Linked DNA regions of Mus musculus: region 2 is linked to region 1. The links are chromatin loops, found by intact Hi-C in ENCODE. Cell type or tissue: left cerebral cortex. All regions are shown on one strand. Links, peaks and the distances in the headings refer to the core of each region. The heading gives the core; the rest is flanking DNA. Region 1 has its middle 240 kb from the start of Gm24006. Region 2 has its middle 100 kb from the start of Gm24006.

Evidence for each region. Peaks named below come from ENCODE experiments on the same cell type or tissue, not always from the same donor. Only the 100,000 strongest peaks of a DNase experiment are listed, where the experiment ranks them.
Region 2: it touches region 1 in a loop (9-fold over the local background); 2 of 42 quality-filtered maps call a loop at or near these places.

What each region holds. Positions count from the first base shown.
Region 1 is chr19:35,432,961-35,448,910 of GRCm38, reverse strand. No RefSeq gene overlaps it. Among named protein-coding and RNA genes, the nearest start is that of Gm24006, 240 kb to the right of the region's middle. In left cerebral cortex, for the core only: no CTCF peak of the experiment used is centred there; a DNase peak (open chromatin) is centred at 6,256.
Region 2 is chr19:35,295,310-35,311,259 of GRCm38, reverse strand. No RefSeq gene overlaps it. Among named protein-coding and RNA genes, the nearest start is that of Gm24006, 100 kb to the right of the region's middle. In left cerebral cortex, for the core only: no CTCF peak of the experiment used is centred there; DNase peaks (open chromatin) are centred at 8,126 and 8,295.

The DNA of each region.
Region 1 (15,950 bases), core at 2,916-10,915:
AAATAAAATAGATGTTTTTTGTTTAGAGGACATCTAATTTTTCATGTGGATCGCATTTTTGATAATTTCTAGAATTCAGCTGCTCTTCAATAAATCTTATTAAAGTGGCATGCACACCTTGGAAGCAACCAAAAGTTCTCTAATTAGACTTAAGACCTTGTGATGGTTTGTATATTCTTGGACCAGGGAGTGGCACCATCTGGAGGTGTGGCCTAGTTGGAATAGGTGTGACCTGGTTGGAATAGGTGTGTCACTGTGGGTGTGGGCTTAAGACTCTCACCCTAGTTGCCTGGAAGTCAGTCTTCCATTAGCAGCCTTTGGATGAAGACGTAGAACTCTCAGCTCTGTCTGTGCCATGACAGCCTGGATGCCGCCATGCTCCCACCTTGATGATAATGGACTGAACCTCTGAACCTGTAAGCTATGCCCAATTAAATGTTGTTTTTTTATAAGACTTGCCTTGGTCATGGTGTCTGTTCACAGTAGTAAAACCCTAACTAAGACAGACCTGATGAAGAAGAGTGCAATTATGCCTGATACTGGAAAGCTAAACAAAAACTCAGAGCTAATAAGGTCATGCTATAGAGGGGTCCTGTTGGATCCACAAGAAGATGAATAATGACACAGAGACTTTTAAATTTTATTATACCTTAGGCCTTAGCTAGGCTACCTCCCAGCTAGTTCATCTAACTTCATTAACCTGATTATTCTAGTCCACACCCTGCCACATGGCCTGATACCTCTCTCTCAATCTCAATGTGTCCAACCACATCTATGTTCAGCTGTCAAATCCTCCCACCTCTTCTTCTCCCAAAGACTCCTCAGCCCATAAGCCCTGCTTTCCATTTCCTGCATAGCCATTGGCCAACAGATCTTTATTAAGCCAATCAGCAAGTGAGGAAGGTGTATGAAACACCCAAAATACCATAAGAATAAAAAATACCAAAATCCAGCCAGTACTAAGCTCTCTTCTGGCACAGAATTAACAGCTGAGTAATACAAAGACAATCTTCACACAATGTGCCCCAATATCTCCCTTTTTTCAGATCAGCAAGTGCCTTTTTCTATAACATCAATAAATTATAAGAACAATTATGAGAACTATTAGGTAAGAACTACATTCACAATATTCAGTCCAGTTGTATTTGGCAACCTTGGAGAATGTACTTCACTATCTATTCTATCTTGGTAAGTCCAAAATTCTGTACCTAAATCACTGTCTATCACTAAGTTTTTATATTATCTTTCTTATTATGTATTACCAAACTAAAATCAACATTTTAGACCATAAAACATTTTCTTAGATCCTAATCAACTTAAGTTTATATATGCTTAATCTTTAATAAAGAAAACTGTAAGATTACATCTATCTAGTCTTCAACCCCATCAGAGACCTAAGAAGGATAAATATTACCTGAGTGAACAGGATATGCCGAGCAAGCAGCTTTCTAAACTATACAAATGACAAAGATGCTGGTTGCCTGGAGAGTCATGCAAGGTTCCTCTGTATTGTTGTTGCATATATCTCCAGCCATCAGGCCCAGAATATCTGGCAGACAATAATTATGAGAGACTAGAGTACATTTTCTCAACAAAGTATGGCAGTTGATTTTTCCAATGTCCTGTTTGTCCACTGTTTGGACAGCATGCAGTTAGCAGTTGTGGAAAATGCAGGGTTTATTTTCCCCCTATGGTGTTGCAGGATACTTGATCACACTGTGAATCCCAAGATTGTGATCTGGAAAAATTTGTTTCTTGTTGTGGTGTGCTGTTTATTCTGTCTTGAGCTTGCACGTAGCTTTAACCCAAAAGCTTTTTGTAAATAAGAGCTAAATAAAGTCAACAATAGATCAAGAGGTAGAGCAAGCTACCAGTTGACAGGGAATGAATATCAGAAAATCCAGAAAAGAGAAAGGAGGTATTTAAGACAGTTTGGAGAAAAAGAAGTTGTTTCTTTCTGGGACATTGGTGGAGTAGGAAGATCAGCTGGGTTTTTTCTCTGTCTTTAGATTTCACCCCAGTATCTGGCTCCTGAGTCCTCACTGGTAAGTCAAAATTTCAGGATTTTGTTTTTTCAAACAGCACAGTAACTATCCTTGGCACAGTAGAAGCAAGCATCACGTGGAGGTTCTTCAATGCCCATCATCTCCTTCAGGGAAGAATGGGGGTGCTGCAATAAGCAGATATGTCTCTTTCAGAAAAGTCTTTTTTATTATAATCTTAAATGCCATATTCTGTAGATCTCTAAAGTGTTTGAAGATTATTTATCGATCTAAACTATGTCTAAATAGACAAAAAAATTCTTTTTTCTCGCTTCTTACTATCTGCTTAACACTTAAAGCATTTACAGGAGGCTAAATAAGGCTTATTTCTGTAATTAACTAAACTATTACTTTAAAAGGCTATTTGTTTGGTTATTATAGGTGACTAACAACTAAATTGCATTTCTTGATTATCCTAAACTGCTTGTAATAGTAGCATTCAAAGACTAGAACTTCACATTAAATTGTTAAATGCATTGCATATGTGTAATACTCTAAAAAAGAGTTGAAACAGTATGTAGTAACAAGAACCTTAAATTTCTACTCATACAAAAATCCATACAAATATAAAGTACTTGAGACTTGTTGGTGCTATTTAGTATAAAAATGGATACATTTACTTTTCTCTTTTGTTCTTTCATCCATATATCCCTCCTTTTCTTTTCATCCCTTGATCCCTTTCCTAAATGGGAGAGAAATGAGCAAAGGGGGGAAGAGAGAAAGGGACCTCTGAATCTAACCTCCTTCGATTTATTGTAGGAAAACACACAACTGCCACTTTACCTTTCCAGCACAATTCCTAACTACAGTCGATTTGTTCTTGTCCTCACAGATAAGTACGGTCCTTGCCCCTCTCCAGTGAAACTTTTATTGTCCATGGGAACAATTTCAGAATGCTAAAACCAATAGAAAGACAGAGTTTTGGAAATTCTGCCTTTTTAATGACTGCAGTTCATTTCACTTCTGTACCCATGCAATGCATAGAAATAACAAGGGTGTTCAGAAAAAGAGAATCCTACATCTATCTCCCTGTAATTCTGATATTATTTGTGAAGGTTTGCCTTGAGTGGAACTTCATACTGCCATGTTACCCACATTCATCACACAACATCACCTTTATTTCTCGGTCTGTGAATGTCAGAAGTAAAGGGGACATGAAGATTGAGAAGACAGAGTTGCAGAGAGGTAAACGTAAAATCATGGGCTTGCACAGGGCACTCTTGGAAGACATGTGGTCCAACTTAATCTTCTGATGCTAAAGCATTCATACTACAAGGAGCCAATACAAAAATGCATCATATCTTGCTGTACTTAAATCTCATGTCCATATCTATTTGTATATCTGTATGCTAAGGCTATGAATATGACTAGAAAGAAGTGATAAACTGTATAGAAAATGTATATTTACACAATGGAGTACTACTCAGCTATCAAAAACAATGACTTCATGAAATTTGCAGGCAAATGGATGGAACTAAATCTTTATATTTAAATATTCTGATGCAGGGTGGTGTGTGTGTTGGGTTATGTGTGTGAAGTGGGGATCAGAGGTGGTTGAGGGGTGGGGGAGCACCCTCTCAGAAGCAAAGGAGATGGGGAGGGGGGAAAATCTTGGAAGAGGGGAAGGTTTGAGTATGCCATTTATTCCAATGCATGTTTTAGGAAACTATAGTTATGTAGACTTAAAACTGGATTCTCTATTCATTTTATTGATCTGTATATTTTCTAACATTATCATGTTTTTAAGGTGATACCTCTCACAATACTTTTTTTAATTGGGTATTTATTTCATTTACATTTCCAATGTTATCCCAAAAGTCCCCCACACGCTCCCCCCACCCACTCCCACTTCTTGGCCCTGGTGTTCCCCTGTACTCAACAGAGGAATGGGTACAGAAAATGTGGTACATTTACACAATGGAATACTACTCAGCTATTAAAAAGAATGAATTTATGAAATTCCTAGGCAAATGGATGGACCTGGAGGGCATCATCCTGAGTGAGGTAACACATTCACAAAGGAACTCACACAATATGTACTCACTGATAAGTGGATATTAGCCCAAAACCTAGGATACCCAAGATATAAGATACAATTTCCTAAACACATGAAACTCAAGAAAAATGAAGAGTGAAGTGTGGACACTATGCCCCTCCTTAGAAGTGGGAACAAAACACCCTTGGAAGGAGTTACAGAGACAAAGTTTGGAGCTGAGATGAAAGGATGGTCCATGTAGAGACTTCCATATCCAGGGATCCACTCCATAATCAGCATCCAAACGCTGACACCATTGCATACACTAGCAAGATTTTATCGAAAGGACCCAGATGTAGCTGTCTCTTGTGAGACTATGCCGGGGCCTAGCAAACACAGAAGTGGATGCCCAGAGTCAGCTAATGGATGGATCACAGGGCTCCCAATGGAGGAGCTAGAGAAAGTAGCCAAGGAGCTAAAGGGATCTGCAACGCTATAGGTGGAACAACATTATGAACTAACCAGTACCCCGGAGCTCTTGACTCTAGCTGCATATGTATCAAAAGATGGCCTAGTCGGCCATCACTGCAAAGAGAGGCCCATTGGACACGCAAACTTCATATGCCCCAGTACAGGGGAACGCCAGGGCCAAAAAGGGGGAGTGGGTGGGTAGGGGATTGGGGGTGGGTGGGTATGGGGGACTTTTGGTATAGCATTGGAAATGTAAATGAGCTAAATACCTAGTAAAAAAAAAAAGAAAGAAGTGGCAGAGTCAAATCCCCACTTACTTTTCTTTTATCTCAGTATATTCCAAGCTCATTTGAAAATTTTTAGAAAGACTATTTTTTGTTTTTATATTGAAAATATTTTTATGCACTATAATTTGATGCTAACTTCTCATCCCTCAAATCTTCCCAGATCCTTCCCATCTCCCCACCCACTCAACCAACCAACTCCTCCTCCTTTTTCTTTCTCTTTCTCTCTTTCTTTTTCTTTTTGTTCAGGTTTTAATTTTTTCCTATTCATAAAACAAAGAGTTATTTCCTGACCATGACAATTTTATTCATGTGGAGAATACTTTCTAAAATACTGGAATGTCTAACATAGAGTCTGAACTGTTTTCAATTTCATTTTTAATTAAATTTGTAAAGTATATAATTCACATAGAGAATACTTTCCAAAATACAAAAAAATGCCTAACATGGAAGCTAAAAATTTTATGATTTATTTTCTAATTAAATTTTTTTCACATGTACTTTGATCATATTCTTTAAAGCTCTTGGAATTATCAGTCAAATTATTTTTACTTGATTTGTGTTTTTGAGATCTGGGTCTGAGGGAAATAATTCAGTCTTGTTAGGGAGTATGAGAATGCTTTGAAGTCCTGGCTTAATTGACCTATTATATCAGTTTCTGGTAGGAATTTACTAGACTATCCCATGGTAATGGATTCACCTATGTCTCATTTAAATCTGTTCAGTTTTTCCTTATGTATTGGGAAGCTATGTTATTAGATACATAAATATGTATGTATATGATGCCATCCAGATACACTTGACATTTATTCCTATGGACTATCCAAGCAACATTCCTTGTATTTTGTAGCAATATTCATCTTTGGTAAAATTATTAAGTTTGCATCATTTTGGCATCACTCTTCTGATATCCCTTGCTTCCTTATGCTCATTTCTTGCATGGATATATATATATATATATATATATATATATATATATATATAATCTTTTTACTCTGTTTCACTATAATTTCATATTGAAAATACATGTCTTATGAAGTTAACACTTTTGTCTATTTGACTATCTGTTATCATTAATGACTCCATTCTATAACATTATTGAAATAGTTGAATTATAGATCATTAAGTCAATTATACTATTTCTGTACACCATTAGGCTTTCCCCTTCATTTCTCCTTTCCTAGTCCTCTTTATGTTTCTAGTGATTGCTAGCCTCCTCCTCCTTACTCTTTGAATTCAATGTACATAACTTTCCATAAGTCTCCCCTCAGCCATTTGTTTCTTCCTTGTACCCGCCTTTCTTCTAGTGGCAGAAGCATAAAAACATCATCAAGACAATTAAGTTTGAGTTATACAAATTAAGTCATGGCAACATAAATATAGCCCCATGTAAAAAACCCCCCTTTCGGGGATTGTAGCAGCTGCTCTAACACAGAAGCAGATGCACTGAGAAAGGTTGTTTAAATAAAATATTTTTAGTTTCTTTAGATTTTCATCTTGGTTTCTGGAACAGTAGCATCCGCTGTACTCTATACCATATGTTGGGAATGATTACAATTTGTAGCTGAGTTTCCAACTTAAGACAATTTTAAATTATCCTAACATCCTTGAGGGAGAGATAGATAAAGCCTATATTTGCTGCAACGTATACGATTTATGACTTCCACAGTCCACAGGTCTAATCTGATGCTCATATATATGTCCCAGCAGTGACTTGTAACTCAAAAGGTATTTTTCGTCTCTGGTAAGAAGTCAACAGATGCATGATATTAGTCATTATGATGACCCCAGTACTAAAATATAGATACAAAGTCACTTTATTCGTGTGTATCAGTTGTATAATATGGATTCTATTATGGTACTGCATTTTTTATTAGATATTTTCTTTATATACATTTCAAATACTATCCCAAAATTTCCCTATACCCACCCTCTGCCCTGCTCCCCTACCCACCCACTCCCGCTTCTTTGCCCTGGCATTCCCCTGCATCGGGGCATATAAAGTTTGCAACACCAAGGGGCCTCCCTTCCCAGTGATGGCTGACTAGGCCATCTTCTGCTACATATGCAGCTAGAGATATGAGCTCTGGGGTACTGGTTAGTTCTTATTGTTATTCCACCTATAGGGTTGCAGACCCCTTCAGCTCCTTGGGTGCTTTCTCTAGCTTCTCCATTGGGGGCCCTATTCCTTCTTATAGATGACTGTGAACATCCAGTTCTGTATTTGCCAGGCACTGGCATAGCCTCATACGAGACAGCTATAATAGGGTCCCTTCAGCAAAATCTTTTGGCATTGTGCAATAGTGTCTGGTTTTTATGGCTGATTATGGGATGGATTCCCGGGTGGGGTAGTCTCTGGATGGTCCATCCTTTCATCTTAGCTTCAAACTGCTGTGCGTGCATATCAAAAACTTTGACCACCTGTGAAAGTTCAAGGTTTAATTACTCAAAAGCCTTATAGACCTACATTTAAAGATGCACATACTCTTTAGACATATTAAAGAACTGAATGCCAGAGAGGTAAGGAATCTTATTTAAGTTGTAAACCCAGAATTTCAAACCAATATTCTCTGATCCAGAGATTTCCTCCCAAATGCAGATTCTACCCGACTATGGTATTTGTCATGGAGCTGCTAAGCTTTGTGTCCACTAAGACAAAAGGAAGCAATATTTTCTAGAACCAAGGATTTCGTGATTTCCCTGATATCCATTTTCTTTATCTTCTTTGTTGCTAGATGGGACTTAACTAGATAGGATGATGTGCAAAGATCACATTTCACAGATTATCTCACTCTGTATGCTCCATTGTCATTAAGTTGAACGTAATCAGATTTATAGAGAAATTTTGAGAGTACTTCTGAAAAGTCCCCATGATGATAAAGAATGATACCCATTTTCTTCCTTTCATATTACATTTTGCTGATTGGGATGAAAATAAAATGTCAGAAAGGCCAACAGTAATAGTCAACCTTGTGGATGGGCTATTTATCTCATGTAGGGTGGGGTGGAAGGTTGAAAAGAATTGGATAGTGTTGTGGGAAATATTTTAAAAATGAGCTCACCAACTCTCTATGGTGCTAGACCAAGCTTTTAGGCTCCTGCAGGCCTGTCAAATCTCCCCAGCTAGCTCCCACAGCATCTAACTTGATTGTCCCACAAGCCACTAGTTCCTTCTCTGCTATAATCCCCTGTAATGGGTGGCCTCACACTCCAGTAATCAAATAGATCCCCAGTAGAATCAAGACTCTTAATTAACCAATCAGATTTATGTATCAATAATATCACAATTTACAAGATGTCAATAAATAATTTCAGAGCCAACTGATAATGATAAAAACTTTATCTCAATATTTCTAACCTTGTGAAATCATAGCTACTTTGTAGCTGGGTAAATGTCAGCAGCCATCTTGCTTCTCCTCATCTGAGAGGCTCTCCCCATCTCTCTTCAACACTTAGACCTCCCTTTTCCCTCCTTTTCCCTGTCCAATCACAGACCTCCTCTTCACTAACGTAATTGGACAGGGAAAATCCTGCAACAGGATAGCTTCAAGGAAACACGAAAACAACCCCCAAATTACTAACTCCATACTTCTTTCACACACCAAGAACAAACTTCTATCCATTTTAGCTAGTCTATGCATTATTTCAACTCTATTCCCAAAATTATTCTACTTATAAAATATTTCATCTCTGAAAGTTACAGATGTAAAATTTAGGTAGCTATCTTACCATGTAAATAAAAGCAACACATTATGGATGATTAAGCAGCCAGATGTGGAAATCTTGGATCTTGGAGGACATTATTGCTGCACTGAGATAACTATTTAAGGAACTCCCATAGTTTTGAAATTTATTGTGTGAGAGAATATAAATCTTCCCTCTTAAAAAAAGAAATTATGTAAGTTAGGGCACTAATAATTGGTACATAAGTTGAGTCTCAATAAAATTCACTACATGTCGAATAGAATCTAAGCCTTTTATCCACATCTATGTGACCATAAGACTTGGCTTCATATCCTTTCTACTTTCAAGTGTTGCTTACTTACTCTGTTCTCTGAAGCCAAAGCTGCTGCCTTGCTATGTATTGTTGTTTTTAACAAAATCTCCATCATTTGACTTTACAAATTAAGATTTGAGATGACCTAGATACTGGGTTTCTCTCTGTCTCTGTCTCTTTCGGCTGCTTGATCTTGCTGTCACTAGAAGTCCATTCCTTCAGTGACATTGCAGCCTATTTCTTTGGAATTCTAGTGCATACTGAAGACCAGTTGTGACGTCCAGCCTTATGGACTGAAAAACGACTAGATTCTTGGACCTTTCATTGATAGACAACCATTGCTGGACTAGCTGGACTGGTCTGAATACAGTCTAATAAATCACTTCTATAATCACTGTTCCTCTAGAGAACCCTGACTAAAACAGAAGCCATGGTTGATAATCCAAGTTTCACATGCTTCTTTCATGACAGTTGCTGTTATAGGAGCATTTTATTAACTTCTGTGGCTAAGTACTATCAGCTTAGGGGAGGGTTGCCTACTGCCCATCAGTGTCCTTAAATATCGGATACCAGTGGTGTCCAACTCTTGACACCAGCAGTGTTTTTCTACTTCTGGACTTGTGATTTTCTACCTATACATTACTAGAACCGTGACACCAGATATTTTGTGCATATAATAGAGAAAATGCTGCCATTTCTCATTTATAGAAATTTTATAATATGAATTCTATCAGAAATATGATTTATGAAAGAAATGATTAATGAATAATTATTATTGGAATTCTTGAACGCAATGAACTGTTTGCAACCAGCAAAAACAACTTCTAGTTCTAGAATTAAAAGTTCATGGTATGGTCAGCAAGAGCAGAAAGTGGAGAAAAAGCCGAAAATGACTGTATAAAAATGTAGAAAGAATCTTAAGCATGGGAAGCCTTGAATACATGGGAGCGGTAGTGGAAATATAGGAAATGGAAGTAGATAAAACAAGAAGGAAGGAAAAGGCATAATAATGAGCCAAAGTTCTCCTTAGAGTTGCAGTCTAGATTAAACCATTGGTAGGATGCAGAGTGATGGGCAATGTCCTTTTAATCCCTATTGCTTAAGGAAAACCACGTGATACCTTGTACATAGAAGAAAAGTGGAGTGGATGATCCAGAAAGTGACATTCATGCATAGGTGCATACTTAGCTGCCATTATATATAATGAGAGGGTTGGGATCTTTGGGGTGATAGCCAGACCTAATTACTATGTAGTGTGAAAGGAAAAAGTCTATTACTCCCAACTTATTTTAATATACAATTAGTACAATTGGATAACAGACTATTTTTCTTAATGAGTATTCATGCATTGATCTTACCAGATACCTGTCTGCATTTCTTAATATGTCAGAAACAATTTTAAACACAGTTTCCCTGTGCTTAGGATAAATAAAAGAAGAAACTATATCTTTTGAATAACCTCAGCAAAAGGCAGCTTTTGATTATGTTTATTTTCTTTCTTAGTGGAATTTTAAAGTGTATTTGACAGAACTCTTTTCTGCCAAACAAGTGAATTATTACAGTCTGTGTCTGCTGTGTATATTGAGAGAGAGCGAGAGAGAGCGAGAGCGAGAGCGAGAGAGAGAGAGAGAGAGAGAGAGAGAGATCAATATGTCACAATCAATTCGACTGGAATGTTTCCAGAAGCATGTGTGTGAATAAATGAGAACCTAATTAGCTAAAGGAAACAAATCTTAATTTTAAAATTAATAAAAAAAATTATCATTCATTACCTACTGGATATAATGATATTATGGGATCACTTATGAGTGTTGATAGCAGGCACTCACCCATTGCTTATTTTTATTTCCATTTTCCATTTAAATACTTTGCATGTAAGCTCTATAGATAACAGGCACTGTGTAATTTAGGTAACAGAAAATGGGTGTTTAATGTTCCATTAAATTAGAAACTGAAGCTGTGCGATTTGAGCTAGGCCAACCAGAAATAATAGAACCCAGAGAGATTATATACACATTTTATTTGGTGATGAAAGATCTGCCCATGTTTCTAAACGGAAACATCAATGTCTATCATCTGAATACATGTTGAATGTTAAACTAGAGTTCTGTGACTGCGTGTGACTTCATATATGAGCATTGCAATGAGATTGTTCTAGGATTATGTGTACAGTTGTGAGTCCCAGGTAGCTACAGAAACTTATGCTGAGGCCATCGAGGGTCAACAGGGCAGAGATCAAAAGACAATGTATATGGAGAGTTGGAATCTCTAATCTATTGCCGTAGGAGTGACTCAAATATTTGTGGAATATCTTTTGTCTAATTTGAGGATCTCACACATGAGTTTATGATATTTGTCTATTTACACCTTCTTCCTCTCTCTACTCCTTTTATGCCTGCTAAACCATCCTTCTCTTCTTTTCCTGAGAATCAAGCATTCAAACATATAAGTATGGGATCACTGACATAAAACCTATCACAAATATGGTAGTAATAAACTCTTATCTAGCACTTATAACCTCTCCATCCACAGATTCTGAGCTAAGTTTACACTGCCAGGTACGAGTTCTTTCCAACTAAGTAGAATTAAGGTCCTATTGGACAGCTGTTGTTTACCCCTAAGATATAATTCAACTACTACCATGTAATGGACATCTTGCCAGTCCTTCTTGGTATATAGACGTTATAGCTATGTAGGGATGTTAATAAATTTTCTCTTTTTTGAAGGCCATGGGATTCATTTAATTTGGATACCAGAAGTACCCTTCTTGTAAGAATAATTGTGCACTGAAGGGTATTGTTCATACATTTTTATTTATTTACAATTTCAGCCATTACCCCTGCTTCTGGTCACTCCTCCTACAGTTCCTCATCCTATTCCTCCTCCTGTCACCAAAAGGATGCTCCCCCACCACCAGGCTTTCCTTCTCTCTAGGATTTCAAGCCTCTCCAGGATAAGGCACATCTTCTCCCACCAAGACCAGACCAGGCTATATGTGTCAGGGGTCTCAGATCAGCTCCTGTATGCTGCCTGATTGCTGGCTCAGTGTCTGGGAGCTCCCAGGGGTCTGGGTTAGTTGAGACTGCTGATCTTCCTATAAGGTCACTGTCTTCTTCAGCTTCTTCTGTTCTCCCCATAATTCAACCAAAGGAGTCCCCAATTTCAGTCCAATGGTTGGGTGTAAGTATCTGCATCTGTCTCAGTCAGCTGCTGTTTGGCCCTCTCAGAAGACAGTCATGCTAGGATCTTCTCTGTAAGCACATCGTAGCATCAGTAATAGTGTCAGGCCTTGGTGTCTCCCCTTGAGCTGGACCCCCAGTTGGGCCAGTCACTGCACTGCCTTTCAGTCTCTTCTCCCTTTTTTTTTCTCTTTAGTCCTTTTAAACAGGAACACTTGTAGGTCAGAAATTTTGACTATGGGTTGGTAATGCCATCCCTCCTCTTGAAGCCCTGTCTATCTACTGGAGGTGGACTCTGTGTTCCCTTTCCCCACAGTTGGTTATTTCATCTAAGGTCACTCCCATTGAGTACTGAAAGTCTCTCACCTCACAGATATCTGGTACTTTCTGGATGGTGTCCCCACCTCCCACCTCTGAGGCGCATATTTCCACTCATTCTGCTGTCCCTCAGTGCTTCATTCCTGTTTTCTCTCCCCCAATACCAGATCATGTTCCCCCTTTCCCCTCCTGTCTCCTCATCCATCCCATAATCAGTCACCAAATCCAGACACTATTGCATATGCCAGCAAGATTTTGCTGAAAGAACCTTGATATAGCTGTCTCTTTCTAAGTCTACCACACATCCTAGAAGATAGTGGGCCTAGTAATCTATAAGGTCTACAGTGAGCTATAGGACTAGATCTAGAACCACCTAGGAAGTGAACCTCTGGGTCTGTTCAGGAATGAGTTTCTAAATCAGGTTCATTGCAGTGTTCCTGAACTGAGCAAAAGGAAAAAGCAGAAAGAACAATTTTCTTCCAAGCCTTGTTGTTCAAGAAAGCACACCTAATTGGATGATTCTGAAAGAGTTTCTCAATTAGAGTGTAATGAATTTTTTGTTGTTGTTGTTCTAGCATAAGGAAAGATAAAAAAGAAGAGTAAATTTTATATAAAGAGAATTCCAAGAGAAAAAAATCCTGCTGGAAATCACCATAGGATCTGAGAAGTAAGGCTGGTAGCAAGAAGTCACTTGTCTGAGGAACCAGACAGAGCATAGAGCTGAATAATGCTTCCTTCAATCTAGGAGTTCTGTCATTCCATTCAGAAGGAAACTGCTCACTGCCTTTCTGATATGCCTCTTTCTCACTAAAATATTCCCTCCTATGATGGTAAATGTTATTTATCAATTTGACTGGATGTAGATTAACCTAGAAAGTGAACCTCTAGGCCCATCCATGAAGGAATCTCTAAATTAGATTCACTGCAGTGCTACTGGACTGAATAAAGGAAAAAAAGCAAGCTGAACACCAGCATCTGTCACTATGTGCTTCCTTAAATCAATGTGACCAATGGCCTTATGCACTGATATATGCCTTCTCTGCCATGATGGGCTGTACCCTCAAACTGTGTGGCTAAACAAACCTTTCTCTTTTAAGTTGTTTCTGCTCAGTATTTTGCCAGACCAATGAAGAACATTGTTATTACACCTCCAACTCCTACCAGTCTATGCGACAATGGTCTCTGCAAATGACCTTTATTACATCCTGCATGCATTTGAACAAAGCCAATCCCTAAAGTTTTCCACAAATATTGTAACAAATTCGATGAGTTAAAACAACATAAATCACAGACACAGTGGTTCTTGCTTTGTAACCCAGAACTTGAGAGCTGGAGGCAGGGCTATCAGAAGTTCAAGGCCAGTCAGTGCCATATGAGCCAATGTCTTAGGGAAGCAAGGACAACAACAACAAAAACTCAAAACATATGTGTAGTTATAGAAGTAAGGAGTTTTAAAAATCAAAGTTTTGGTATAACTGCATTCTGTCAGTGGGGTCGGGAACAAATCTGTTCCCTAGTTTTGTTGTTGTTGTTGTTTGTTTGTTTGTTTAGTGCCTCTAAAGGCTACCTACCTCCTTTGGCTAATGTTTTCATATCATTTGATCTCTGCAGTCTTTTGCTCTTTGTCTCTGACTGTGACTCTGTCTTTGACTCTGACTCTCTTATAAGGATCTTCTAGGTAGACTGGGTCTACCTAGAAAATTTAGCATAACATTCCCCTCTCAAATCCCCAGGATTAATCACATCAAGAAAATTATTTTTTGTTACTACGTAAAGTAATGTGGTCACCAGCTCCAGAGATATGGAAGACTTTGAGGGAAGTCATTCAACTTACTATATCCATATTTTAAGATCATGTGACACTGGAGACTTTTCTCTGTTATTTGCTGTTTTCTGGCTGCATGTTCATATGTCTGATATTTGGATTGTCTGGTTTACATTGTAACTCTTCCTTCTGTTGAACTTCTATTTGGCTAACAAACAGTCATTTGGAACAAGTGGTACCGAGACTCTTCATCTGAACTTTAATCAGCGACAGTTTTAAACACCACTGACCAGGCATCATCTACCAAAGTGTCTTTAAATCAACTCACTTGCCATAACTGAGTTTATTTTGTTACACCATTATGTCCAGTCTATTATTTTATATCTCTCCTACATTGTTTTAAATCACAGAGACAATCAAACTTTGTTTTGCTTCTCTTTCTTCTGCACCTTTAGGATCTATATGACCTTATTTTTTCATTTGTCCAGAGCCTTGTGGCTTTTCCAGTCAGCTGTCTCATCGGGAACTGAGCTCCATGATGCCATGTGCTACTATATTACTTACGACAGCACTTTGCCCTGAGATCCACACTGCGGCATGCCTTTGACATCCTGCTGAGGCTCTCAAGAGCATCCAGGAGAACTTGTACACCTAGACTGACCCATTTAATATTTCTTCAATTCTCTTCTCCTTCGAAATGCTTCAAAAATTATCTGAAGCTCTCATCACTCTGCTCAAAACTCAAATCCAACCGAATACTCCTCACTCTCAGAAGGTGGATAGCGAAGCTTTCCTGAAAGCTTTGAAGCATAGCTTGCCCTACAGGAAAAGCCCATCCATTGCCAAGAGTAACTTCCTTCTACATCCAGAGGACTGGATTCGTTCCTCTACATCCAGAGGACAGGGTTCTCTCCCTCTCTTCCCCTCAGTGGCATCGATGTCTTACATCTCTTCTGGAACAGTTTTCTCTTACCTCTCTTTTCTCTTTCCTACACTTTCAATATCACCTCCATTTTTTTTGCGAAATAATTTTGTTGTCTAGCAACTTAAACTATTCTTTAAAACTTTTTCTACAACTTGCTCTTCTGATTTTACTGACTTTGTTTCCTGTATTGCTATCTTTTCTTTTGAATGTTACATTAATGATTATGCCTTAAAATGTGACAAAGCCTTACAAATCAATGCTTGCAGCACTTTGTTGTTTGGAGGTCCTAGAAACAAAGTTCCTTATAAACATTTGCAATAACTCTGAGGCTCAGCATGTACAAATTGATCTCTTCCTCTATGGTCATTTTCTCTCTTCCTAATTCATTTTTTATCAGTTGTAGATGGTGGCATTCTCCTTTAACTCAAGATAAAAGCTGTTATGATATATTAAACTCTTTGATACCCTTTATTCCCCCTTCCCAATTAAAAGTAATCATAAAATTTCCCTAATTTTATCATGAATATGTGTGTGGATATGTCATCTCTTAAAGTTCACTTCTAAGCCACCATTTATATGATACCACCTCCTAATTATCACACTTTGTTGAGACTTTGATCTCTTCAAATTCATTATTACAATGTAGAACCACATGCCTAAGATATAAATCTCCCTTGCAATTATGGATTTCAAAGGTTTTTTCCTTATCCCAACTTCTCAAAGACTATTCACCACTTCATAAAGTTTGAGTTCCTTGTCATATCATTCAAAGATTTTCAGTGTTATGACCATGTTATGACTCCCTGATCAGATTTCTCTTGGCCACCCCTTATCTTACAATATATAAATTACTTGTGATCCTAAAACACTGCTCCATTTATTGCTTTGTATCTTTCTTTACTGCTTCTAACTAAATTTCTCTTAATCTTTTTATATAAGTGACTCTTAAAATAATAGAAATATCACCATGCATTGTAGCTATAATCCCAGTGCT
Region 2 (15,950 bases), core at 3,658-11,657, 140 kb after region 1:
CTCCATGTCCTTGTAGGTCTTCCTGCATCTCTGGCTGTAAGGCCCAGGAACAAAAAGGCTTTTTGCTGGCTATAGAGAACAAAGAGCTTCTTTCTGGCTGTTTTTTGTTTGTTTGTTTGTTTGTTTGTTTGTTTTTGTTTTGTTTTGTTTTGTTTTGTTTTAGAGATCAGGGAAAACAAGCTTGGGGAACATCCAGGGGCTTTGCCTTCTAGGGAGAAATGCTCTAAGTCGGGGTCTCACAACACTACAGATTTTAATTATTTTGTTTGGATTAATAACCATTTTTTAGACTTTATTTATGGTGTGACCAACATCAAGAAAGGTTCACTCAAAAATTCTTGGGGTGATCAATAACTTTTAAAAGATGTGTGTGTGTATATATATATATATATATATATATATATATATATATATATATATCCATGCTCATGGTTATGTATGTTTATACAATACATGTGTGTGAGGATATGTGTCTATATGTGTGTACATACATGCAGAGGCCAGAGAATGATGTAAGGTGTCTTTCTTGATCATTCTCCACTTTGTAAGGAGAGGAAGGGTCTCTCTCACTTGAATCCAAAACCTCAGGACTCAGCTTACACAGCCAACTAGCTTTTCCTGGGATCCTGTCTCCACTTCCCACATTCTGTGATTACAGGAGGGCCATCCTGCCCACCCAGAACTTACATTGCTACCGGAGACCTGAATTCCAGTCATCATGCTTGCTCAGCAAGCATTTTTGCCTCCTAAAACACCTTCCCAGGTTCCTCAATGCATTTTTTTTTGGTTATTTTATTTACCTACATTTCAAATGTTATCCTCCTTCCCAGTTTTCCCTCTGCAACCCCCCTATCCCATCTCACCTTCCATCATTGATATATTAGTTCATTCTATGTGGTTGTTTTGTGAACTGGAGCATTGGGGCAGGAGGGTGCTACAGCTTTGTTAAGGATTCTACAAGGAGGATTGCCTAATGATCAGGACTTTTATGACTATGGGAAGTGGAAATGTTGCAGGATCTGTGTCAAATTACTTAGGACTACCTATAATCAACCCTAGTAACCATTCATTGTATCTGACCTATCACCCATGCTTGTGGCTATTAGGTAAATCCTGACATATACAATTAGATCACAAACTGCCATCAGTCTGAAGGCTAAGAATGTCTCCAGGTGATAGCCGAAGCCTGTAACTGATTCCCCTGCTGTGCTGACACCCACCTCACTTAATGTTCCCAACAGTGTGTTTGAAAAGCGCCCTGATTAGTTACTTTGTCCTGTTACTATTTTTTAAACCTTATAAAATTGCTCTTGTGTTAGTACATAGTATTTGGGATGAGTTAATTCTGTGTGTCTGATCCATGGTCACTCACCTTTGACTCCAGAAGAAACCATTCCCTTTGAAGTAAAAAATAAATAAATAAATAAAAATAATAAAAAAAGAAACTGCATTTTTACATCAGCAACCTGAACATCAAGAACTATTTATGTATTGTGAGGGATTTTTAAAATAAGGAGTAGTAGCAGTCTACAACTCAGTCACCAACCTGTACTTGACGTTATTTAACAGATGAGTTTTGCTGCCTGGAGAATATAGGATCCAGCTCTTCCTGAGCTTAAGGTAAATAAGGCCCTTTCCAATAAGACACAGTGTGAATAATCTTCTGTCTCAAGTATACACCTGGGTCTCCAAATAAATAGATCTTACATATCCACATATAGATATTTCCAAATCCTTTCTATACAACAGAGGCTAGTCTGTAGGAGGTGCAACAAAAATATTCTCCATTTACATTGTGGCTCTCTCTCTCTCTCTCTCTCTCTCTCTCTCTCTCTCTCTCTCTCTCTCTCTCTCTCATAAATCTTTCATTATAAACAGCAAATATTTACCTTGGACCTCCCTCTATTCATAATTATCTTTCAATTGCTGCTTTCCAACTTCAACCACCTTAAGAAAATGGAAGGCAAAAAGAAAAACAAACTTAACTAATAACAAAACAGGATAGCTTAAAGGGCCCTGTAATTCATCTCAAGACTCAGAGCTAGTAGATACAGTAACCACACTTGAGCCTGTGTTTTAACGTCAGGAGAGTGAACTATAGGTGAGCCCACTCATTTCCTGAGTTTCATAAACACCTACATTAGGCAGTGGGCAGTGGAACAAGTGTGTTCCTTCTCTCAATGAACTTAGGATCCTCCAGGGTAATCAGACCAGATGTGTATCAAACCTAGCTCCTCAGAATGCAACCTGTCGAATGATGCCCACAGAAACCATGGATATAGCAGAGGAAGATTACAGTGGAAAAGCAGAGGGCTTCCAAGAGGAGCTAGCATTTTAACTGCACTTGAGTGATGGGTGGAATATAATGAGGAAGCTGTCAAAGGAGCAGAAAGTAGGCTGAGCGCCTACTGGTCTAGGATGGAAGAGATGGAAGGTAGAGAAAAGGGAGCTATTTATTACCAATTGTCACTGTTTGGGATTTTGCTCCTTGTATTCACAAGCAGCTCAAATCAGAACCTAGAAAGGGCAGACCCTTCCCTGGGATTGCCCACCAGGCCTTCTCATAGCTACTGCTGTTCCCCAGACACTTGCAGATGTGTCTGGTGCTGGAGGCTGTCACTGAATTCTTAAAGAGTTTCTCATCGCTGCCCTTCAGCTTACAACTTTGGCTGTCATTTCATTCTGCACACTCACCCTGTCTGAAAGAGGCAAGTAGCACCAAAACTGCGAGAACTGGCAGCAGGGGTTAAAAAGATTTTTTAAAACGAAAAGGAGGACCAATAAGCTATCTAAATTGGTAAAGGCACTCACTGCCAAGCTTGATGACCTAAACCCCTGGGACTCACATGGTCAAGGGAAAGAATTGACTCCTGCAGGTTTCCCTATGGTATGCATGTACAAATAACAAAAATAGTTGCTCTGTCTCTCTGTCTGTCTTTCTCTCTCTCTCTCTCTCTCTCTGTGTGTGTGTGTGTGTGTGTGTGTGTGTGTGTGTGTGTGTGTGTGTGTGTGTGTGTAGCAGCCTCTGAACAAATCTGAACCACTCTACTCAGGCAGCATCAGACATTTAAAAGGTTGGGATGTGTCCAGTGAGTGGGCATCAGAAGTTGTCCATCACCACAGCCCTGCTTACCCCTTGTCTTATACACAGAACATCGCACCCTTACTTCCTCAAAGAGGAATGACTCTTTGTAAGGAAGCATCGCATTGTTTTTCTGAAGTGAATGACCATTTATTTTTTTATTATTTTATTTATTTTTTTCCATTTTATTAGGTATTTAGCTCATTTACATTTCCAATGCTATACCAAAAGTCCCCCATACCCACCCACCCCCATTCCCCTACCCACCCACTCCCCCTTTTTGGCCCTGGCGTTCCCCTATACGACCATTTATAATCAAAGTAAGAGAATGAATGTTCAAATGTCTGGACAGAAAACTGTGGATAGTTAATCACAGAGCTGAAAGAAACCCCAACCCTAGAAACCCCTGCCATGTCTGAGATTTTTCTAGCTCTATCATAACGCTCTTCAACTTTGTAAATAAAAAAGAAGCTTATATGATTTGCAAAGACATCCTATACCACATTTAAATGGTCATAGATCTTACTTAAGAGTTTCTCAAATGGATACCTGCCACTCTGCTAACTTGTTGACATTAGGCATTTAATTTTCTTTATTGATATCTAGTTATATTACAAATTAAAATGTATGAGTTACCTTTCAAAGATACGTGCAATACAGGTATGTTAGAAGGAAGCAGGAGAATTCAATCGTAAGGAAATAAAATCGAGCCAGGCAAGAGGGTGATAGAAAATACATACTGCAAAGTATTTGTGATGCATCTATGCCACCCCCATCCCCACCCCACCCGAAGTTTTCCAACAGGCACTGTCATTTCTAGTTTATCATATAATTCTGCTTCTCAAAGATAAAATCAAACCACCTGTCAGGACATTAATCAATAACTCTTCATGAGGGAGCTACCAGTCTCATATGGGCCAAGCATCAGCTTCTATTAAGCAAGGTCCTCAGAACATTCATGAGTCTTTTTTTTTTCATCTTGTGTTTACACTGGGACTAGATCCTGACTCCTAACCTGTGCACACAAATCCCAGAGGAAACTCAGAGCTCCTGCAAGGCTTTCAGAAACAGTGTCCATAAATTTATGACAGAACAATTTTCCCAGTCACCGATGTTAAATATGTGTAAAAGCTGTTGTGGCTATAAAATATACACTGCTTAGGCTTCGTAAATGATAAGTGGAATTTTATTTTCTCATTTTACAGTTGACAATAGAAACTTAAAATTATTGTCAATGGGTGAAAATGGAGCAACGATGTCCTTGTGAATATGTAAATGAATCATGTTATCCAAAGGCAGTGTGCAGCCACGGTAGCCACCTTTCATTCTGACTCAGTTCTTATTTTAAATCCTTACTTGGTTATCTCTTGGGGAAGAAAGAGCAAACAGTTGTGTATCTAGCAGACTTAAAGAATGACTATCCTCCTGGCTGGGACTCCCTCCTCTTGCTACATAAATATGAATATGTTATAACCAACAGGTGGTCTAGAAGAGCAGTTGGTGCCATCTTATGTTATTTGAGGTGCCTGATGTGGATATATCTCTAACTGCTGTTCTAAAATGGGATTCAAGCAGTACATGAAAATACACCTGCAATTCCTCCTACCTTCCTTCCATATAGTAAAAAAAAAAAAAAAAAAAAAGTGTATTCCAGAAGGAGCCAAAGACCATTGCCACGATTGCCTTAACCAAGAATATTTGACAGCGAATTAAATCTAAATGCCCTCACCACCATTTTAAAAATGTCATTCATGGAAAACCTTATTTTCATGATATGTTATTTCCTCTTGTTCCTTTCATCAAAAATTAAAGAAAAAAGTAAAAAACTACTGAAGGAGGTGGTTTGCTATATGAAATTATTAAATAAAGCTAATGTAAAATAAGTAGAACTCTGCAAAGTTACTTCATTGGTGTCTCAGAGTTTCTATTGTTACAGCAAAACACCATGACCAAAAAGCAAAGCAAGCTGGGGAGTAAAGGGTTTATTCAGCTTACACTTCCATATCTCTGTTCATTACCAAAGGTAGGTCAGACAGGAACTCAAACAGGACAGGCAGTATTCTGGAAGCAAGAGCTGATGTAGAGACCATGGAGGAGTGCTGCTTACTGGTTTCCTTCAAATGGCTTGCTCAGCCTACTTTCTTCAAGAACCCAGGGTCACCAGCCTAGGAATCGTACCACGCACAGTAACCTGGGTCCTCTCCCATCAATAACTAGTTAAGAAAATGCCCTACGAAATGCAAATCAAAACAACCCTGAGATTCCATCTCACACCAGTCAGAATGGCTAAGATCAAAAATTCAGGTGACAGCAGATGCTGGCAAGGATGTGGAGAAAGAGGAACACTCCTCCATTGTTGGTGGGATTGCAGGCTTGTACAACCACTCTGGAAATCAGTCTGGTGGTACCTCAGAAAATTGGACATAATACTACCAGAGGATCCTGCAATACCTCTCCTGGGAATATATCCAGAAGATGTTCCAACTGGTAAGAAGGACACATGCTCCACCATGTTCATAGCAGCCTTATTTATAAAAGCCAGAAGCTGGAAAGAACCCAGATGCCCCTCAACAGAGGAATGGATACAGAAAATGTGGTACATTTACACTCAGCTATTAAAAAGAATGAATTTATGAAATTCCTAGCCAAATGGATGGACCTGGAGGGCATCATCCTGAGTAAGGTAACCCAATCACAAAAGAACTCACACAACATGTACTCACTCATAAGTGGATATTAGCACAGAAACTTAGAATACCCAAGATATAAGATACAATTTGCTAAACACATGAAACTCAAGAAGAACGAAGACCAAAGTGTGGACACTTTGCCCCTTCTTAGAATTGGGAACAAAACACCCATGGAAGGAGTAACAGAGACAAAGTTTGGAGTTGAGACGAAAGGATGGACCATCTATAGACTGCCATATCCAGGGATCCATCCCATAATCAGCCTCCAAACACTGACACCATTGCATACACTAGCAAGATTTTGCTGAAAGGACCCAGATATAGCTGTCTCTTGTGAGACTATGCTGGGGCCTAGCAAACACAGAAGTGGATGCTCACAGTCAGCTATTGGATGGATCACGGGGCCCCCAATGGAGGAGCTAGAGAAAGCACCCAAGGGGCTGGGGGGGATCTGCAATTCTATAGGTGGAACAACAATATGAACTAACTAGTACCCCCCGGAGTTCGTGTCTCTAGCTGCATATGTATGAGAAGATGGCCTAGTTGGCCATCAGTGGAAAGAGAGGCCCATTGGTCGTGCAACCTTTATATGCCTCAGTACAGGGGAACGCCAGGGCCAAGAAGTGGGAGTGGGTGGGTGGGGGAGTGGGTTGGGGTATGTGTGGGGGACTTTTGGGAGAGCATTGGAAATGTAAATGAAATAAATACCTAAAAAAAAAATGAAAGAAAGAAAAAAAAGAATTAAAATCCAGAACACACACACACACACACACACAAAAAGAAAGAAAAAAGAAAAAAAGAAAAAAGAAAATGCCCTACAGCCAGATCTTATGGAGGCATTTTCAAAAGTAAGATTTCCCCTTTTCAGATAACTCTAGTTTGTGTGTCGTTGACATAAGACCAGCCAGCACAGTTGGGGTGTACTAAAATACTAAAATCTGTAATCTTTCCCTCTTTAATAATTAGATGGCATGTCAAATTGTCTTCTAAGATCTCTCCTACATCATTAGATTGAGAATATATCAACTTTATATAAAGGAAGGCCCATCCCAATGTGTTATGAAATGATAAGAAACTAATTAAAATGAAAGGGAATCAGGACACAGCCAGGCTTTATCTCAATGGAAAGGCTTGGTTCTTTGAGGAAGGATGCCACCAGTCACTCTGCATCTTGGGATATTAGGATTCGAATTCTACAAAGTCATGATAATTGAATGCAAGGCATAAGAGAAAATAAGGTAATTTCAAATAACTTAAGGGACCTTTTGCACACAAACCCAAAACTAATGAAAGATCAGTAAAATAATGAAAAGTAGTTTTCCATTATCTTGGATAGATTCATGCATAAATTTGCATTAAATAATAGCAAGAACTCACCCTTGTATTCTCCTTATCTAAAATACTAGATTATGAAACCCAGACTTCTACCTGCTCAAGAAATGAACCAGCCAATATTCCCAACAGAAGCTGAAATATTTACCCTCTCCAAGAAGAGGTGTAGCATATGGTATTTTCTAAAGTTGAATAAGCCCGCAAGGAACATGGTTAGCCATTCTCCATGTGTCCCAAATAACCTAGGCACTGCAGGCTATATTCCCTGGATCCTTTATTTAATTTGGACATTTTTATCGTGTTGGTAAAAAAAAAAAAAAGTAAACAAACAAAACAAAATAGGCCAAGCTGAAAGTAATAATAGTAAAAAAAACAAAAAAACAACAAAAAAAACCTTGCTCCTAAAAGTGCATCGGAACTATGATACAGAATTTTCAGCTTCCCAACTATAATCAACAGTAACATTTCCATCACAGGTGTTATTCCTCATGCCTTGCTTCCCTCTATTAAAACAACCACAGCACCAGAAGATATTGCTTGATGCAACTAGGGTGGTTAATTTTAGAAAATCAAAAGTATTGAGAATTAATGAAAATATAAGGAAAATGGAAATCTTATACAGTGTCTTTAGAAGTACAAAATAGCATAGACATTATGGAATACAGTTTTTTGTGATCCCTAAAAAGTTAAATACAGAATTAAATAAGAACCAGCAGCTCCACTTCTAGTATATGACGAACATAATGGAAAGCAAGGCTTTCTTCTTACACATCCACCACTGTTCACAAGAACCAAAAGGAAAGTGAACAATGAAGTGGCCATCAACAAATGAAGGCCTGCATGAAGTGCAGCTCACACATGCAATGTGATATTATTCAGACATAGAACGAGGAACAGCATGCTGACACCTCCTTCATTGTGAATGTTCCTTGGAAGCATCATGCTATGTGCAAGAAGCCAGACACAAAAGGACAAACACTGCGTGATACTAGTCTTATGAGGTTCCTAGAATAGGAAACTTCTGGGAGGCTGAAAATAAAATGTACCAGGAACTGAGGGAAAGAGGGGAAAACAAGCTGCTATGGTTAATGGTTCTCCGCTCAGAATGATGAAAAAGTTCTGGAAACAGAAGGTGATAACAGTTTTAAAAATTCTGTGAATGAATGTACTGAATTCTACTCAAGTGTACACTTTAAATGGCTGGAGCAGTAAATGTTCTTATGTGGAATTTGTCACATCCTCTAAATTCAATGCTAGAAACCACCACTCCCACACAAGTCTCTCTCTGCTCACAAATGTATACACATTCACACCATGATTCTGTGGCCTTTTATTTCATGCATCCCTTGAGTTCCCAGAACTGCACCTCCTGGGAACTCTGGCATGTCCCTGACAGATTATTTTGTGATGCTTCTCACATGATGGTTTCAGGGTGCCAGTGATGGAATTCATGGTTGTAACATATTTCTTAACCAACGGGTTGAATTTCAAACTGGCTACAATTATGTGGGTTTAATGAGGGTACATTTCTATGACAAGAGTTTTAGGACACAGTATGCCAAATGGAATCATTTCAATCTTTAAAGCAATTGAACATTATTGATAGAAAAGCCAGGAACTGGAAAGAGTAGGAATATGGGGGTTTTTTCTACACTGTCCCTCAACTTACCACCCACCATAGAAAAACATACAGGAAAAGGTGTGTATCACTTTCATAAAAAGCTCCCAAAAGTGACTTTTGTCTGAGCAATCGGGCTTGTGGTCATATCTGGAAATATTGCTTATTGGTATATAGACAGAATTGAAAGCTCGCTGAAAACATTCAGTCTTTTGGTGTGATTGTTAGAGACCCATTTCCTTCCTCAGACTGTTGGCCACAGATGAAACAGCCACATCCTCTTTGACTTCATCAGGGTGGGGATTAAGAAAGAGCAACAAATTGTTTCCAATTCTAAGAAGGGGCAAAGTGTCCACACTTTGGTCTTCGTTCTTCTTCAGTTTTATGTGTTTAGCAAATTGTATCTTATATCTCGCTATATTAAGTTTCTGGGCTAATATCCACTTATCAGTGAGTACCTATCATTTGAGTTCTTTTGTGATTGTGTTACCTCACTCAGGATGATGCCCTCCAGGTCAGAGACAAAGTTTGAAGCTGAGATAAAAGGATGGACCATCTAGAGACTGCCATATCCAGGGATCCATCCCATAATTAGCCTCCAAAAGATGACACCATTGCATACACTAGCATTTGCTGCAAGGACCCTGATATAGCTGTCTCTTGTGAGACTAGGCCAGGGCCTAGCAAACACATAAGTGGATGCTCACAGTCAGCTATTAGATGGATCACAGGGCCCCCAGTGGAGGAGCTAGAGAAAGTATCCAAGGAGCTAAAGAGATCTGCAACCCTGTAGGTGCAACATTATGAACTAACCAGTACCCCGGAGCTCTTGACCCTAGCTGCATATGTATCAAAAGACGGCCTAGATGGCCATCACTGGAAAGAGAGGCCCATTGGACTTGCAAACTTTATATGCCCCAGTACAGGGGAACGCCAGGGCAAAAAAATGGGAATGGGTGGGTAGGGAAGTTGGGGACTTTTGGGATAGCATTGGAAATGTAATTGAGGAAAATACATAATAATTATATATGTATGTATATAAAAGAAAGAAACAGCAATAGAGAAGCATAGAGAAATGAAACTGACCTACTTGCCCATATCACTTTCTTATATGACAGAAGGTAGTTTCTGATAAGTCTGAAGAACACAGTGGCTCTGTCTGGTGTGTAGGACATCCTGGCTCAGATGAAAGTATCCACTATCCACATGTCTGCTTTCTTTCTACTACTTCCCTTAGGGACAAAGGAGCTGAGGAATGAACAGCCCTGCTCCCTGCCTTGCAAGTTCTCTGCTGTGCTGCTTGCTATAGTAACACTTTCAATTATCAGGAACATATTTATAATGCATACTGCCAGCAGCATAGAGTGCAATGACCCAGTTCAGCTGCTGGAACCTACGCATGAAGCATATGAGAAGTACAACTCTCATTTCACAAGTGTGCAAACTGAGGCAATGCAAATCGAAAACTCCTACCTGGGGTTATTAGGGCCAGATAAGGAATACTCTCTCAGACATTCTTGGTTTGGTTGGCTGTTCCTCAAGTTTAGAACATTCTTCAGTTAGAGACACAAGAGAAACCTCATAGTTTGGCTAAGTATTTGGAGTTTGGATGAGGTTGAGTCAATTTATGTAAGGGGTACAAGTAGAGGGAAAACGTGTTTTAATCTCTTCTAGCTATTTACTCTGAGTCATCCATCTTTCAGGATAGTGGCCTCCATTTACATGATTGATGTCATGACAGCCATTTACACATTTGAAACTCTTAAAATGTCATTGGATGCATGATGTACTGGATTTTACTCAAAACAGGGAAAATGCAAATTGTTCCAAAATGACTTTCGTGGTTGGGATTTGATAGATAGTACCCCCAAAAAATTCCTAAGGTGATATTTAAAATATATATATAACAGAGTTGACTTCCCCCCACATACTTTGCTTTTGGAAATCTCATAAAATGTGTCTCTGTTGAGTGTGAGGACTATACTCCACAGCTAGTCTTTTCTGTGATTTGTGTCTTATCCCAATAAGCAAATGTTTTAAAACACACATGTACAAGCAACTTTTGCTTAAAAAAAATTGACTTCTCACTTGGGCCCACAAAGTAACTAAAAAGTATGATAAAGCTCTGATATTTCTGCTTTCGTTTTTATTCGGCTTCTTACTTTGGCCAAAGATATAGAGGTAAGTAGGTCACGGTCCTTAACCTTTGCCCTTGAGTTGCTGTGGATTCCCAGAACAGCAGCATTCTCAGGGTAAGAAAATCTCAGATGAGAACAGTCAGCCATGAGGGTGAAGATGTCCCTGGAGCAGAAGGAATAATTTTTTTAGGGAACAGATCATTCTTCTCAAACAAGCACTGCAAATAGGTTTCCAATAGTTTCCCCAACTAGTGAAGGCTCTGGGTTCCTGGAGACTTAATCAAAGAATTGAACTAGGGAATACTAGCAGTTTTCAGGGACATGTTTGATTCACACGAGAAAAACATAGTAGCAAGACAGCAAGTGAAGGGACTGAATGGGAGACGGTGCAAGAGCTCCAAGTCCCTTTTAGAGACTCTTATTTAGAAAAATAGACAGAGTGAGGGGCTCCATCCCTGCGGAAATGAATTAGATGTATTGTTGCCATGACTGACAGGAGGATAGCCATATAACTTTAGATAATCTGTGTGTATATTCTGTTTGCTTAAATATATGCACAATCATACATACTCATGAGATAGAAAATAAGGGTTTTTCTTTGATGGGTCATTCAGAGAATGACCGTTCATTCAGTTAGGCCCATTACTGTTCCTGTACCTAACACCAATATTATCTAGCATTTCTGCTCCTAGCAGGATGTGCCTGACTCAAGTTACCCACAGGAGGGGTGGAGGTTAAGTGTTGACTCACTGGGAAGAATACGGCTCTTAGTCCACTCGAGTGAGAGGTTTCCCAGGTTGCCTGGCTATACCTATGTTTGCCTGTCTCAGGAAGGCCTTCTTCAGACCACCCTCCAGAACCCAGATGAGATCATGATCAGCCAAACCAGGACAGCTTGATTTTGCAGGCAATTTGCTTCTGCCTCACCTTTTTGTTAAACCTATAGTATCCCAAAGATGGAATTGGAGCCATTGCACTTTTTGATTTGTTCTTATTTCTAATGTGACACATTAAAGAAATACCCTTTCTCTGCTTCTAACCATTACTTGTCTCTTTAATCGGCGTACTGGCAACGCACTTGGCACCAGGCAGGCAAAGCACTTAGCTAACGCATTAAATCAACACGTGCGTATTTCCTGGATTTTGCTTCACGTTTTCTACAAAATTGTAGCGACTACAGAGAAAGTAGAGAGGAAACTAAGCATTGTATTCTCCCTAGTCTGGCCAAACTGAGAATCAATACAATATTCTTCATCAACTTTGGTCTCCATCTGTTCAAGTAGAGAGGTAACTCTGGAGCAGCTGTAATGAATGTCAGCACTTGGGAACTGGACCAAAGACAACCATAAGAGAAGCCTGTGACTCACTGATTCCTGTGGTTGGAGTGAGGGGAGTTATGAGCCACTGGCTGTTTTTCCTGGTTGCCTGGTCCTTTGGTATTGACTGTCTATAAAAATATATTGATGAACTAGTAAAGGAAAGGGGATTTTAGATCTCTGTCTTGTACGTTTTGTGCAAAGCATGCTAGTGTTTAGTTTTATGATTTAGAGAGTTACTGGTAAACCCACACTCTGAACCTTGGTTTGTTTTGTACTCTTGGCACCAATTTGTGATGGGGCTTCATTTAAACAGCCTGTCAGTTTAAAAGCTCCACTGAGCCACTGGCTGAATGGTTGTTTGATTGCATGACCTGAAAGTTCAGACGACGTTTTTGTGGAGTGTTAGCACTGCTTGTTTTCTGTAGAACACTGCTTAGCATGCTTTGGATTTTCTGTTTGTCTCCATGTTTGGAGCTTGAAAGCCACTTGGATTTGTCTTTTCTCAGCTGAGTACCGTTCGTGAAACAACTACATTTGGGAGTAAATCATTTCTCCCCTCTGAGGCTCAGATAGCCACTCGGACGCTGTCTCTGTTATGGAATAAAAAACAAGAATCTTAGAACACTGCATGCTTACAATCTCAGTAAATTTCTTGTGAGATCTCTGTTGTGTTTTGTGCAGATGTAAAACATTGCAAGTCTATACTATACTGGGCACCCTTGAGAAGAATCTCTGTTGGTTCAACCTTTTGTGATCTAAGAGCACACAGAATTAATACAACTGTTTTATCTGTCTTTTGTTGTATTAGTCTCTGAGATAATTGGCTTGAAGAGAGGTATACCAGAAGCAGTAATGTCATTAAAGACATATTCCAGTAATGTTCCCATGGACTCAAAAATAATAATAATAGACAAATGTTCCTTGTGACACACTCTGAGTAACTACATGACCAGGCTTTTTACAGGGGAGTCGAGGTTGTCTAGTCTTACAATAGGTACAGTTTAACAAGGAAATGCATCATGGTTCACCCCATCCTGAGCTGAAGAATTCCAGTGGCTTGCATAAGAGTTTTGTCACCCACATCTTTTACTGCCCTGTACTTCTGAGACTTTCTGAGACATATGAGAGGACACTCAGCCAGTGTCCAATGAGAAAAAAAAAATCCTCATTAATCATCACATATTCCTAACCTAAAATACATCCCTAACTACTAGCTCTTATGTTAGCCACCAAGACAAACCCTAGCCTAAAACTCAATTTGTTCTAGAAGTCCAAAAAATTACTGGCTAATGTACTTGTGGTCATTTTTATTTGTTAATATGTTGTTGCAAATCCTATTACTTATTATTCTTGCCAGGCCTAATTTATAACATAGTTTGCTTTTGTATTAATTTACAAGATTGCTATGTATCACCTGTATCTTTTTTCTACCCCTTAACAAGCTGTCTTCTCAATATCTTAATCTCAGTTAGGCCTACCTTATAAAATGCTTAGGATCCAATGCTTCTAAATATTAACTCTAGAAACAAAAGGTTAAAACAAAACAAAAACCTTGCTGTGTGTTTGTACAGCAGACAAAAACATTAATTATAAGTTTAAAATTAAGACATCATCTTAGTTTATTGAAAATATAATTTAGATATAACTCTTTATTCAGAGAGTTGATGAATCTATGCAGCCTCTGTAGCTGAAGTGCTATTAACTTCTTAAGGACTATTACAATAGTATATTGGCTCTGTGAAAAGTATTCCATAAAACATGAAAATGATTTGAATATGCTGTATTTTACAAGAGTGATAAGCATCTATACTGCTTTACTAAAAGCAAATTTAGTTTTTTTAAAACATAATTCACTGAGCCATAACATAAAAATTCTGTTGAGTTATAAAGTTCTATATTTACATAGATGTCAGTAAAGATTTCTTCCAAAACAGATTCTAGGAAGAAAAGTTATTATTTTTTAATAGCTAAGCTTAATAAAAAATCAGAGAGCATATGAATGCTTCATGCCAGTCAAAATACCTCTAAATGACTCACCTTAAAATAATTTTAGAAGATTATTGATATGTTTTTTCAAGGATGCAACTAATAAATACAAAATTCGTATTAAGGCTCAGATACATATAAAATGATGGTTGTGTGTTTGTTCAAGATTTGTATGGTAAATTTCTATGTCTGAACTAGATTTATGGGCAATTCTACACACTATGAGGAGTAGCAGCTAGGATCTGGGACAGGTTTCACAATGTTTTGTGAGTAACGGCTGAAGTGACTAATACTAACAAGTCTAGGGAGAAATTGTCAGCCTGGGTTCAATTCCTGGGATCCAGTAGAAATAGAAAAAAAGATTCTCACAAGTTAACCTCTGACCTTCACAGGAGTACACACACACAAATAAATAAATAAATAAAAGTACAATATCATTTTCTTTTGTAAAAAATACATAAAAGACACTGGAAAGATATAGGTAGTTAAAAGCACCTACTGGTCTTGCAGTGACTCTGGTTCAGTTCCCAAGACTCACATGGTGACTCACCACCATCTGTAACTACAGTTCCAAGTGAACCAATGTCTCTCTCTGGCCTCCACAGCACCAGACATGCAGGTATACATATAGGCCAGATACACATAAGACAAATTAATAGATTTTTATAAATCTTAAAAACATGCAAAAGCTACAAGGACTGTATCAGAACACAATGCTAAGAACCCAAACCTGACTGATATTCTCGACAGTTGAGAGTAAGATGTTTATTAATGTCTCAGCCTGGAGACGCTCCTACCTCCTCTCTTCTGTCAGTTGTAGATTTTCATTCATTTTCATAGCTATCTAGTCGTCACTCCTGAGACAGAGAACTGGGATAAGGGAGAGACCCAAGAATCAATGGAGTGACCTTAACTGAGACACTGGGGATATGGAACCTGAAGAGGCCACCTCCAGTAGTCAGACAGGAATGCCAGTGGAGAGATAGAGACACCAACCCACCCACAAAACTTCCAACCCCAAATTTATCCTGTCTACAAGAAATGCAGGCACAGGGGAGAGAGCAGAGACTGAGGGAATGACTAACCAATAACTGACCCAACTTGAGACCCATCCCATGTTATGTTTGCAGGCAGGGGCAAACTTTCTTTTGAGAGGGCAAAACTTTCTTTTTTACCCAGCAGTAGATTCAGACAGATGAAGAAACTTACAGCCAAACAATGGATGCAGTTTGGGGACTCTTGTGGGAGAACAGGAGGAAGAATTGTGAACCTGGAAGAGGATAGGAACTCCACAGGAAGACCAACAGAATCAACTAACCTGAAACCCTGAAGCTCTGAGTATGAACCACCAACCATAGAACATACACAGGCTCAACCTAAGCCTCCCCGCACATATGTAGCAGATGTGCAGCTTGGCTTTCATGTGGGTCCAGGACAACTGGAACAGGCCTATCCCAAAAGCTGGTGCCTGTACCTGAGATATGTACGTCTAGCTGCACTGCTTTGTCTGGCTTCAATGGGAGAGGAAGTGCCCAGCCTCTCACAGACTTGAAGTGATGGAGTTGGTGGATACCGAGGTGGGGTACCCACTCAGAGGAGAAGAGGAGAGGGAATGTCTGTCCTAGAAAATATTTGTTATTTTATGTGTAATGTAAAGAATGCTATATAAATAAATTTCTAACAGATATAAGATTAAAAATGTCATTATAATTTCTGTCCATTTTTATCCTCATAGAAATTATTTTATTTTTTTATTTTTTATTTTTGAGATTATAATAATATAAC